Regions from separate parts of the Homo sapiens genome. Here region 2 is linked to region 1. The links are chromatin contacts, found by Hi-C or POLR2A ChIA-PET in ENCODE. All regions are on one chromosome and are shown on one strand. The core of a region is the stretch at or near the end of the contact, and the rest is flanking DNA. Distances in the headings are between cores, read along the strand shown. Region 1 overlaps PTPRK (protein tyrosine phosphatase receptor type K). Region 2 overlaps PTPRK (protein tyrosine phosphatase receptor type K).

What was found. A loop is a pair of places that touch in the nucleus more often than their neighbours do. ChIA-PET counts read pairs that join two places held with the same protein, here RNA polymerase II (POLR2A). Pooled maps may share reads with other maps.
Region 2: a map of CD4-positive, alpha-beta T cell shows a loop between it and region 1 (8-fold over the local background). The contact joins two enhancer-like sites. A Hi-C loop is called at or near these places in 1 of 168 maps with a recorded cell type or tissue (CD4-positive, alpha-beta T cell) and 1 of 50 pooled maps. POLR2A ChIA-PET finds 5 or more read pairs at or near these places in 2 of 52 experiments (WTC11 and common myeloid progenitor, CD34-positive).

Annotation. Positions count from the first base shown.
Region 1 is chr6:128,365,530-128,370,794 of GRCh38, forward strand. The region is part of intron 2 of PTPRK (protein tyrosine phosphatase receptor type K); the gene reads right to left. Among named protein-coding and RNA genes, the nearest start is that of PTPRK, 150 kb to the right of the region's middle. Within about 2 kb of position 2,887, at least 2 of the 41 ENCODE cell types and tissues checked have a DNase peak (open chromatin) inside an H3K27ac peak, as active enhancers do.
Region 2 is chr6:128,410,918-128,416,182 of GRCh38, forward strand. The region is part of intron 1 of PTPRK (protein tyrosine phosphatase receptor type K); the gene reads right to left. Among named protein-coding and RNA genes, the nearest start is that of PTPRK, 110 kb to the right of the region's middle. Within about 2 kb of position 1,959, at least 3 of the 41 ENCODE cell types and tissues checked have a DNase peak (open chromatin) inside an H3K27ac peak, as active enhancers do.

The DNA.
Region 1 (5,265 bases), core at 1,637-4,136:
GTGGTATTACTTTTTCTAGTCAAGTGACCATTCATACTAACATGCTATAAGTTCCTCAATCGTAAATGCCCACCAGCCATGGTGTGCATAGCTTCAGCTAATGATAGCATTTTGAGCTGTATTTATGAGTTTGTTACGTAATTTGTTATCAATATCAGCCTTGTCTTTGTACTTTTAGAACACAGAGAACAGGTACCTCTCCTGGCTGGAGAGTTGAATGGCTTCCAAGCCAATGATCTTATGCAATGTTTAAGTTAAATCAGTAACAAGGAAAACCTGATAAGACTGGTTTAAAACCTAATCAGGTTTGATATCCAAATGCTAAGGTATTCTTGACTATTCTTATTAAATGCTCCCAGAAGTGCTATGGATCTAATACTTGTGACACAGTCTCAAGCAACACAGACTCATGTTTTATTAATCTCTGAATCTTTCTGCAAACATTAGGTGACAACTGAGCCAGATTTCCTCTAAGTTCAGATCAGTCACAGGGAATGAACTATTTTAGTAGAAGACAGATAAGCCTTTCCATAGAATATTCCTGATGAACTAGCCCTTACCATTAGGAAAACTTGTCAGTAAAGGGTCACACAAAGAAGCTCAAGGTAAGCACAAAAATGAAGCGAGCCTTAGACACTTTTGGGAGTACTATGCCACTCTAACTAGCTCCTTAGGTACTAAAATGCAGGTGTTAGATGATACTTTTGGAAAAGAGCAAAATAGAAAACTTGGATCACTTACGGAAAAACACTGTAGTTATTCAAGAAAGTTTCAACTAATACAACAGATGTAATTAAAACCTTTAAACTCTAAATGAAAGAATGTACATAAATATGTTTCACATCTCTTCTGTTGTTGTATGTTAAAGTTTTAATAATTTCCCTATTTCTCAATTTTAAGTATTAAATAAAAATTGTGGCTCTTCTTATACTAACAAAAACATCTCCATTTACTAAGCATCTATTTGTACCAAGTACTGGACTAAAGGGGTTACACATCTCAGACATGCAAAAGACTACTACAAAGTGGATATCACAGTATCCATTTTTATGGCTGAGTAAATAAACTCTTAAGTTTAAGGTAACTTATCCACCTCGGGATACAGAGTTGAGAAATCAATCAAGTCTATGATCCCAGAGACTGTGACAACAATGCCTTACATATTTACAGTATTAATAACACACAATGAGGATGTGGAGGCATGTCAAGTGTGCATTGAACATATATAAAACCAACTGTGTGGGTTCATGAAACATAAAAGAGAGTGAATTAAAATCATGGTGACAGTTTGCCTGCTTTTAGACTTAATGAGCATGCAAGTCAGATTGCAAACACAGATCTGCTATTCCCTTCATCATGTTACTTCCCTCCTACCTCTCACAGTATTAGCTTCTTTGGATTCAGAGGATGACTCCAGCGTTAGAAGATAGATATCTTCATAGAAACAGGCTCCCAACACCAAGCAAACTTCTCGTTTGATGCTCAGCAGCCCCAGCACTGCAGGGAAGCTAGCTGGGTTGGACCTACTATATTATAGTACCTTGGTCTCTATGTGCCACCTTCTTTAAGGATGTAAACTCCATAAGCGAAGAATAATCTACTACTCTGTTGACTTTTCTAACCCCATGCCTGGTATATGGTAGGCCCTTAATAAATATCTGTTGATGTATGGTTAATTTAAATGCAGTTCTACTATATTCTGCATGCTGGTTTTCCAACACTGACAATTGGCGACGCTGAATTATCCAGGACTCCATCCCAAACCCTCCCCATTTAATTCTAACCAGTTTGTCAGCATTTACTTAAAGAGAGATTTCCAATATCACAGGATTCTAGAATCCAAGGAGTATGTAAAACCAGCCATTAGAATACCCACTTGGGCCCAAAGTAGTAGAAGGCTCAAAGCCAACTATCGACAAATTCAGTGACTTAACCTAATGTATCCAATATTATCCAACCTGACATAACTTGCAGCACTTTTAAAAACACCAATACCCTGGCCCTCACTTAAATTTAAGTGGTCTCAGGGCGGGCCTGGCACAGTTTGCTTTCTTAGCTTCCAAAAGAATCTAAACCGTCAAGTATGATCACCTCTGACCTTTGACTAATCTCCGAATCAAGTGTTGGCACAAGGCCAATACTACAATAAAAGATAATATTAAGTATGGTGATAGAGAGCATTTCTCCTTCTAAATTATTTCATATATAAATCAAACCACTAACTTGGGCCTCATTAATACTAGGTCCCTACATCAAACACAGGTTTCTTAGCACATAATAGCAATACTGAAATGGAAACCATTAACTACTATAAAAATTACAAAGTAATGTCCTACTTGAGAGTTTGAGAGAGCCTTCGGGAAAAAATATTCTCACTTTAATGATTTACAATGTTAGTTCAATTTTATAAAGCAATTAAATGAAGCAAATCCAGTACTTAATTTTTGAAATTTGACTCTCTAATGTGCATACATAACCTTCCCATGTTCACAATAAAAAATAATGCAAAATGCACAGATGTCCTCTCATTCCAAAATTGCTGAGTTTGTTTTGTAAGTCACTGGATTTAAATCTACAGGTGTCAGAAAATTAACAGGTCCCAATTTCACTGAAATATAGACATGAAAAGCAAAGGCTCACACACAGGGACAACAGAAAGCAGAGACTAAATTTAATGAATAAATTTAGGGTGACAGAGAGCAGAGAATATAAACTGAAGGAGGAACTAAGATGAAAAGAAAGGGATAGAGCCATGATCAACACTTACTCTATTTAAACAAACAAAACAAAATCCATTCATGTAAGAGGAATTCCAATAAAAGGAGAGATGTATTAACAATAAACTGTTCTGTTAAAAAAGAAAAAAAAAAAACGTCAAAGTGCAGACAAATCTGTGACGAGGCCAATGACCAAGATCCTGCTTTTACTGGTTGCTTCCTCTGACTAGTTGGAGCTTCCTTTGAATAATCCTAATTTTCCCCCAATGAAACTTTATCATTCCTGTCAACTCACTTCCAATTTATTTTTAACACAAAATAAATGCTACTAACTCAAGATTGCTACTAACTGGAATGAGGAGTATCTGAGTCAGAAATTATTTTCCTTTAACTCTTTAGGACCACAAAACCTAGAGTGAGGGGTGAGCCATGACAATTGTCACCTTAACTCCAAGTAGCTACGTGCTCTTCACCAAGCAAGTACTGCTACTTCTCTGCAACTAAGTTTCCATGTCTGTAAAGTAAGGCATTTGGACTAGGTTTCTACAGTACTCTCTAGTTCCAAAGTACAATACAATTATAGACTACAATAATGGTCTTTAAAATTCAGGCACCAGGAAGTCTTTCCATTATTCAGAGGCTATAGAAGAATAAAACTCTTCACTCTATTTAAAAAAACAAAACAAAACAAAAAACAAACAAACAAAAAAAAAAACACACACACAGCAATAACAACAAAAAAATCACCCAAGAGCTAAACTACATAGTTGACTTAATTCACGTTCTTTTAAAGAGCCTTGGCTTTGCATGCAGTTTAAATTCTACCATCACTTCACAAGTCAAGTTTCCTGCCTTTAAAAGATATATTACACATTTTACCAAGGGAAAGAGGTTATTTCCCCATTACTGTCCCACCACTCTTTCCTTGAAATTTTACAGAATCATTTCCCACTTCTATATTCCTGAAGAAAAGGTGGCAGTTTTGAGAAGTGCAGTAATGATTATAGAGAGTGAGCTCTTTTCCAAAGTACAGTTTAACTTTGAAGAGAAAAATGAAAATATTCCATATGTAAATAACGTTTAAAGGCAGGGAACCCCAGGTAAAACCTCAGATATAAGAACAATATAGATAGACATTTTACAAGAACAATATAGATATTTTATAAGACATTCAAAATATATCAGATCCTGGTCTGATAAATAGGAGTTTAAGTTAGGCTTCTACCTGGTAAACAAAATACTGCATGTGAAAACTGACTATTCTTTATTCTTAAATTCTTGACATACAAAAGAATATTTAAAGAAATTTAGCTGTATTCCATGTTCAAAGAATTATATTTAGTAGGTTAAATGTTAATAAATTTATAGAAATTACTGTCTTCCAAACTCACATGTATTGAGAAGCTGAATAGATTATGAAAGTTTAGCAATTTTTTAAAAAGCTTTAGAAATTCATTTAATTTTTAACCTTTCTCTCATATTTTAGTAAATGCTCTTATGGCATATGCCACAAAGACGTGGATGCCATGTTTCTGAAGAATATTTTATAGCTATGCTAGTGAGGAAATCTATTCCAGAACTGAGCACTTTGTTCCAATGATGGGAGGTAAGAGGATAGTAGCAAACAGAAGTTCCTTTCTTCTAAAGCAGACAGTCTTGTAAGAGAAAAAAAAACATTCAAACTTTGAAACCATTCAAAACTTGAAACCATTCAAAATATTTATGGTCTAAATAAACATTTGTTAATTTTTTACCATGTAGAAGATTAAAAGCAAAGCTTGAATGGACAGGATACAATAATGAGCAAGAAATGAAAGCTGCATTTCAGAGGCTTAGAGTTTACAGAAAGGACATATCATTTGTTCCCTTGCACATAACAGAATCAAAATAAATATTTTTAAAATAAGTATTAAAACAAAAAGTGGTTCGACGATAATAGCTTGTGCATATTGTAGTACTTGCCTTCCACCCACAGAGCTTAATGTACTAAATTACAAACATCATCATCCACCAGGGCATCCCTGTTATTGATGTAGCTGGAAAGTATTAGTCATTCCTTACTCAAATGAGGAAAAGATTTTGGAAGGTTAAATTAGTTGCTCACAGCTACAGAATAAACAGTAAAATAGGGAATAGAACTCAGGGTCCCCTAAGCTATTGCCCCTGATATACATTTTTTCATTTCCTAAATAAAATATTTCTCCTTTATAGGCCTTTAGGGTCTCAAATATTTTTTCATAGTAATATTATTCATGAAGCAGTGCCTTTTTAACATCAAGATAATTCATCATATCATCTTAGCTTTTTTTACTTTAAAATCTACTTAAATGAGCATTACTTTTCTCATAAAAAATTTCTACCAGTAAAACTGTTAGGTTTTAAATTCAGGATTATCACATGATAGTTCAAATTTTTATATAAAAGTCCTATCAAAAATCATCATTTGTAAATATGTTTTAGACTTTTGTTATTACTATTTTTAAAGTCAATTCATCTCACAAAAAAGCACGCTTAGCTTATTACTTCAAAGATTAAAAGATTCCCTTCA
Region 2 (5,265 bases), core at 709-3,208, 44 kb after region 1:
TCTTTGTTCTGTCGCCCAGACTGAAGTGCAGTGGCACGATCTTGGCTCACTGCAGCCTCAACCTCTGGAGCTCAAGTGATCCTCCTGCCTCAGACTCCTGAGTACCTGGGACTATAGGTGCATGCCACGACGCCTGGCTAATTTTTGTATTTTTTTGTAGAGACAGGGTGCTGCCATGCTGCCCAGGCTAGTCTCGAACTTCTGAGCTCATGCGATTCACTCACCTCAGCCTCTCAAAGTACTGGGATTACAGGCATGAACCACCACACCCGGCCTACCAGCCTTAAGTTTATAATCATAATCACAACCACAGCAAATGAACACACTCCTCTTCTTAAGCATTTCGGACACAAAGTTAAGCTCTCCAAAAACTCAGGGTGCCAGCCATATTGTACTTTTTCTAAATCTCAATGTTACCTGGAAGAAAAGTCAGATGTAAACTAGTCAACATTACTATCTACATTAAATAGAGAAAATATAAACACACACAGAAAACAGAAACATCTTTTCCCAGAGAGAAAGTAGGTGGGGCCTTAAAATTTTTCACTCCTAAATTGAGAGCAGTTTTACTTCAGTTCAATGATCAAATCTATTCTCTACATATTGACAGCTTCAAGCAGATATAAGTAGCAGCAAATTACAATACGTGCCATTTGGAATGCAGTTTTACAATTATAATCTTTAGCTGCATTACATTCACAAAACTCAGAAAGGCTTTATGGATCTCAAAGGGGACTAATGAAAATATTTGGTCAGAACACAAATGAAGTGTAAAGCCAATAGCTATTTTTAAAATACAAAAATTACTTAACACAGTTCACAGCACACAGTAAATACTACGTAAACAATAGGGCTTTTTAAATTTATTTAAAAGATCACATATATTCCCAAAAACCAGAAGTAGTAAGTGCTAATATTTTGGTTTATATTTATTTCTAGCCTTTCCCACATTATACTTTCTTATAATTTATTGATGATATTTGGAAAAGTCACCTCTTTTTGAAAATTTGCAGTCTCAAATATTTTGCTAATGATCTAAATCTAGTAATTTTACAATTGATGCTACTGGGCCTTCTAAGTATAAATTCATAATGTCTAAATAATACTGTTTGTTTTCCTCTGTATGTGTGTAAAATTATTTAAATCCATAAAAAATTCTAAAACAATATTAGTAATGGTGATATGGAGCAGATCTTAATTTATTAGTGCTCTTTCTATGAGATGGAGTGTTAATTTGCTGGTAAATTAATATCTCTTTCCAATCATCTTCAATGCTACTTCCAATACAGGATATTCAGCAGCCATTGATGGCAGAGTGGCGACAAGCCAGGCAATGTTCTAAGCAATCTGAACAATTCATTTAATCCCCACACCTTGGTGGGGGGTACATTAATATGAAACAATTTATTTAATCCCCACAACAACCTAAAAAGTTGGGCATTATTATCATTCCCATTTTATTGATGAGGAAACTAAGGTAGAGAGAGCTTGAGTAATTTGTTCAAGGTCTCATTGCTAGTAAGGCACCAAGCCATAGTTCAAATCCAAGCAAAGCTGGCAGTTCCAAACTTCTTTTCAAATATGTACTGCAAGGGGAAGAGAAACATCAAACTTCAGGAGAAAGCCAACATGCTGGCCAGGTATCACCAAGTCGAAAATGCAAACTAGAATGGTAGGCCAGCAGCCTCATATGATAGGCCAGAGAACACTAGCATTCCTGCAATACAGGAAAGATCTCTGCAGAAAGAAGATACATTTTTGTACAAACTATGGCCAATGATAAGAGTTCTCTAAGGAAAGGCAGATTTCATGCTTCAGACACTCCACGTGGTAGAGTAATGGCTTCCGGTTGGCCCAGGAATCTCATAGACTTCTCAAGCCAGTGAATTTTAAGTAAGCTGTTGGCACTAATTCTCTTGCACTCCTTTCTCCCTATTTCTTCCCTTCACGAGCGGGAGGGAGGCATGGTCTCATTTCAGCAGCTGTGACTCAGCTGTCTACTCTACATGCCCACACTAGGAATTTGGACAACCCTTTAGAGATGCCATTTACAAGTGAGAAACTGTTGGGAGAACAAGGATGTGTGCCTCTTTCAGTTAGCATCTCTTTTGTGTAATAAATATTTTTAACCTAGTTTATTTCAGCATCTACAACCCATATATTTCCTCAGGAAGGGCATTTAGTTTACTAGAACCAGCTATTTGAGAATATCTGTATTTAAGCCCGCCTACATATCCCTAAAGCAGGACAAGGCAATTATATTCTAAACTGTCTCCTACAGAGTTCAAAGCAATCCCACAAAGGAAGAGAAAGGAAATATCAAGGGTATCTGTCAAGTGTCTGTCTGCATAGAGTACTGCACAGACCAGGGCATAAGAGAACATTCGCTGGTCCCTTTCATGAATTCCATCCTACTTTTCAAGGAAAACGCAGAGCTCTACTTATTCTAAATGATCATTTATTTAAAATGAAAAAAAAAAATCAAATGTGAGGAGTTGCGAAAGACTCCCAAGCCCACTTAGTACAATTCTCCACCCAGTATAGGAATGTCCTCTAGAGTCTCAAGACAGATGGCCTCTCTGCATCTGCTTGGATATTTTTCATACTCTTCATCTTAAGAAAGGACAGGACTTCTGTGATATCAATGGTATTCCTCCGTGGTGTCTTTGAAATCACTGGACTATTCAGATGGAATGGCACGGCACATTTGAGAAATTAGATCTTTCCAAAGGCTACACCCTATTGAATGTAACATAACCACTGGAAATCGGAATTGAGAATGACTTTAAGAATCATTTAAGCACAGGTCACCACAATCTAGGTCAGTTTAGTAAGAAGTCCACGGGTGTATAAATGTGATGCCTACCTAGAATGATCACTTTATAAGGATTACCTTCCTATACTGACCCAACTTTTCAAAACATGGTTTTATTTCTGTTGCCTTTTTCTTACTCAAACCAATGTCTACTTAAGTTTTCTCTTTCCTTACTATTTAATTGACCTTAATAACCCTATTAAAAAAAGACTAACAGTAGTTAATAAATCACTAAAAGAAAAGAGAAACTATAGTACTGGGATTCTGATAGCTCATGGGTCACAACTGGGAGAAAAATAAAAGTAGATTCATTCAGCCCTTAAGAAGGACTGAGTAGAGCAACAAATTCCCTGTGATACTCCCCAAACTCTAAGGCACAATCCTATTCATCCTAAATATACTTATAATAGTAAATAGATACTCACAGAAAAAGTCCACATTTTCTCCAACTCCTAGTATTAGAGTTTCAGAACCTGAAGGAATGTCAAGATTTTACCTGAATCAGCTCCCTATCTCCAGGTAGGAAAGGTATCATAGCCTCCTTTCACACCCCAGATTCTCTAAGGTTAACTGAGTTTCTCAGACTCATAGTAAATGATGAGCGTCTCCATCGCGGGACCCCTTCTTCCTAGTGCGGCAGTTCTTTCCCTGTTGCACACCACCCTGCAATGTTTAATTATTCAAGTTGCCTCTGTCAGCCGATTTGATTTTTTAAATATTTTTTGGTAGTATGCACAACTGAAATAACCTCAGAGTGAAAAAAATTTAAAGAGAGCAGCTATTGTATATCATTCACCTAAATTTTTAAAAAATGAATCAAATAGGTGAGAAGTTGGATTGCCTTGCCACTACTTATTTGTAAAACCTTATCTTCTGGAGGAGATTTGTTCTTTTATTGTTCTGTCCAGTTGATCTAATGTAACGATGCCATTGCTAAGCTTTACTAAGTGTGGTACACAGAATATGTGAAACCAAATGCTTGCTTCATAAAGTAACCTAAACGGTTTTATTAAGTCACATATTATGTGTTCAGACTGTAGGTGGTACTTTCACTTAATATTTACAAGTGTTTAAGTTTTATATTATTTAATATTTATGAATATTAATTTCCATTTTTTCACTTGATATAAAATGTTAACATTTTATTTACTATAAACATTCAATTTCATTTAATATTTACAAACAAGGTCAATGAAAAAGTTCTCATTTTACACCTCAGAAAACTGCTTTAAAGAACAGTTCATTGATTTGGCCAAGGTCAGACAGCTATTAATTGGTGAACTGAAACATGTTATCCGATTCCAAAGCTTGTATACTTTTCAAATAAAAGCAACAGGGGTCTTAATGACATCGCGGAATGAAGAAATGGCAGGGACTCTTCAGAAGCATACGGCCTAGACTAGGGAAGTATTACAAAATCACACACAACCTGGCAGAAAACACAGACAGTCAAGAGCTATTGTCTACAGATCACTGTACAAAGTTCCTCCCAACGATCTCAGAATTCTCCAACGGCAAGAATTCTATGTGAAAATTGAAAGAAAAAAATGTTTTTCTCTAGGAATCTTAGTTTTTAATCTTGAGAAAAATCTGGATGAGGAATCATATAAAAATTTAACTTGTTCTTAATGTCCAAAGCCACAAAACCATTGCCACAATTAAGAATGCTTTTTCTTTTAATGAATAAGTTAGCTATTATTTTTAATAAACACAAAAGAACTGTCTTCCTATTTTCAGTGGTGAAAAACATGCCATTTGAGATATGCAGTGAGAAAAAAAAAAAAAAAATTATTCTCACAAATCACTTCCACAAAGCCCTCTGGCAGAGATGACTCTTGAGGATAATGTCCATTTGTTAAGTTCTCCTCTCTTCAGAGAGAACAGGCTGGAGCCACTGAGCAGCATCTGAATCCAAGAGGCAGCAGATGAGCCTTGTTGAAGATAATGGCATGATAAACAAACCCTAATCCAACCAGCGTTATGATTACAATAATATTAAATCCCTCTATAAAAGATTCTTGATGTTTATTCACTCAATCACAGTAATCTGTTTGAAACCAGCAGGGTCCATGACACATAGGAAGGCTTAAATAAATTACTATTCAAAATAACTGAAAATTTAAAAAAAAATTCCATTCCTATATATACGATAAAAATGGTGGTTGTGCTAAATTTTTGATGGTTGAGATTAAATGTTTGGGGCTGATAATATATTTGTAGGTGACATCAGAGCTCACTAAACCTAGTTAACAGTAAAGAATTTAATTCAATAAACATGTAGTGAAGTATCAGTACTACACTCAATCTGGGGAATACAGAGATGAAAAGTGCCTGTCCTAAACAGGACTACAGAAATATAAGTACATAATTACAGTATGAGAAATATATGCCATGTGTACAGGCAGCAATAGGATACATGGTTAATAAGTACTTATACTTGGGTGGATGGT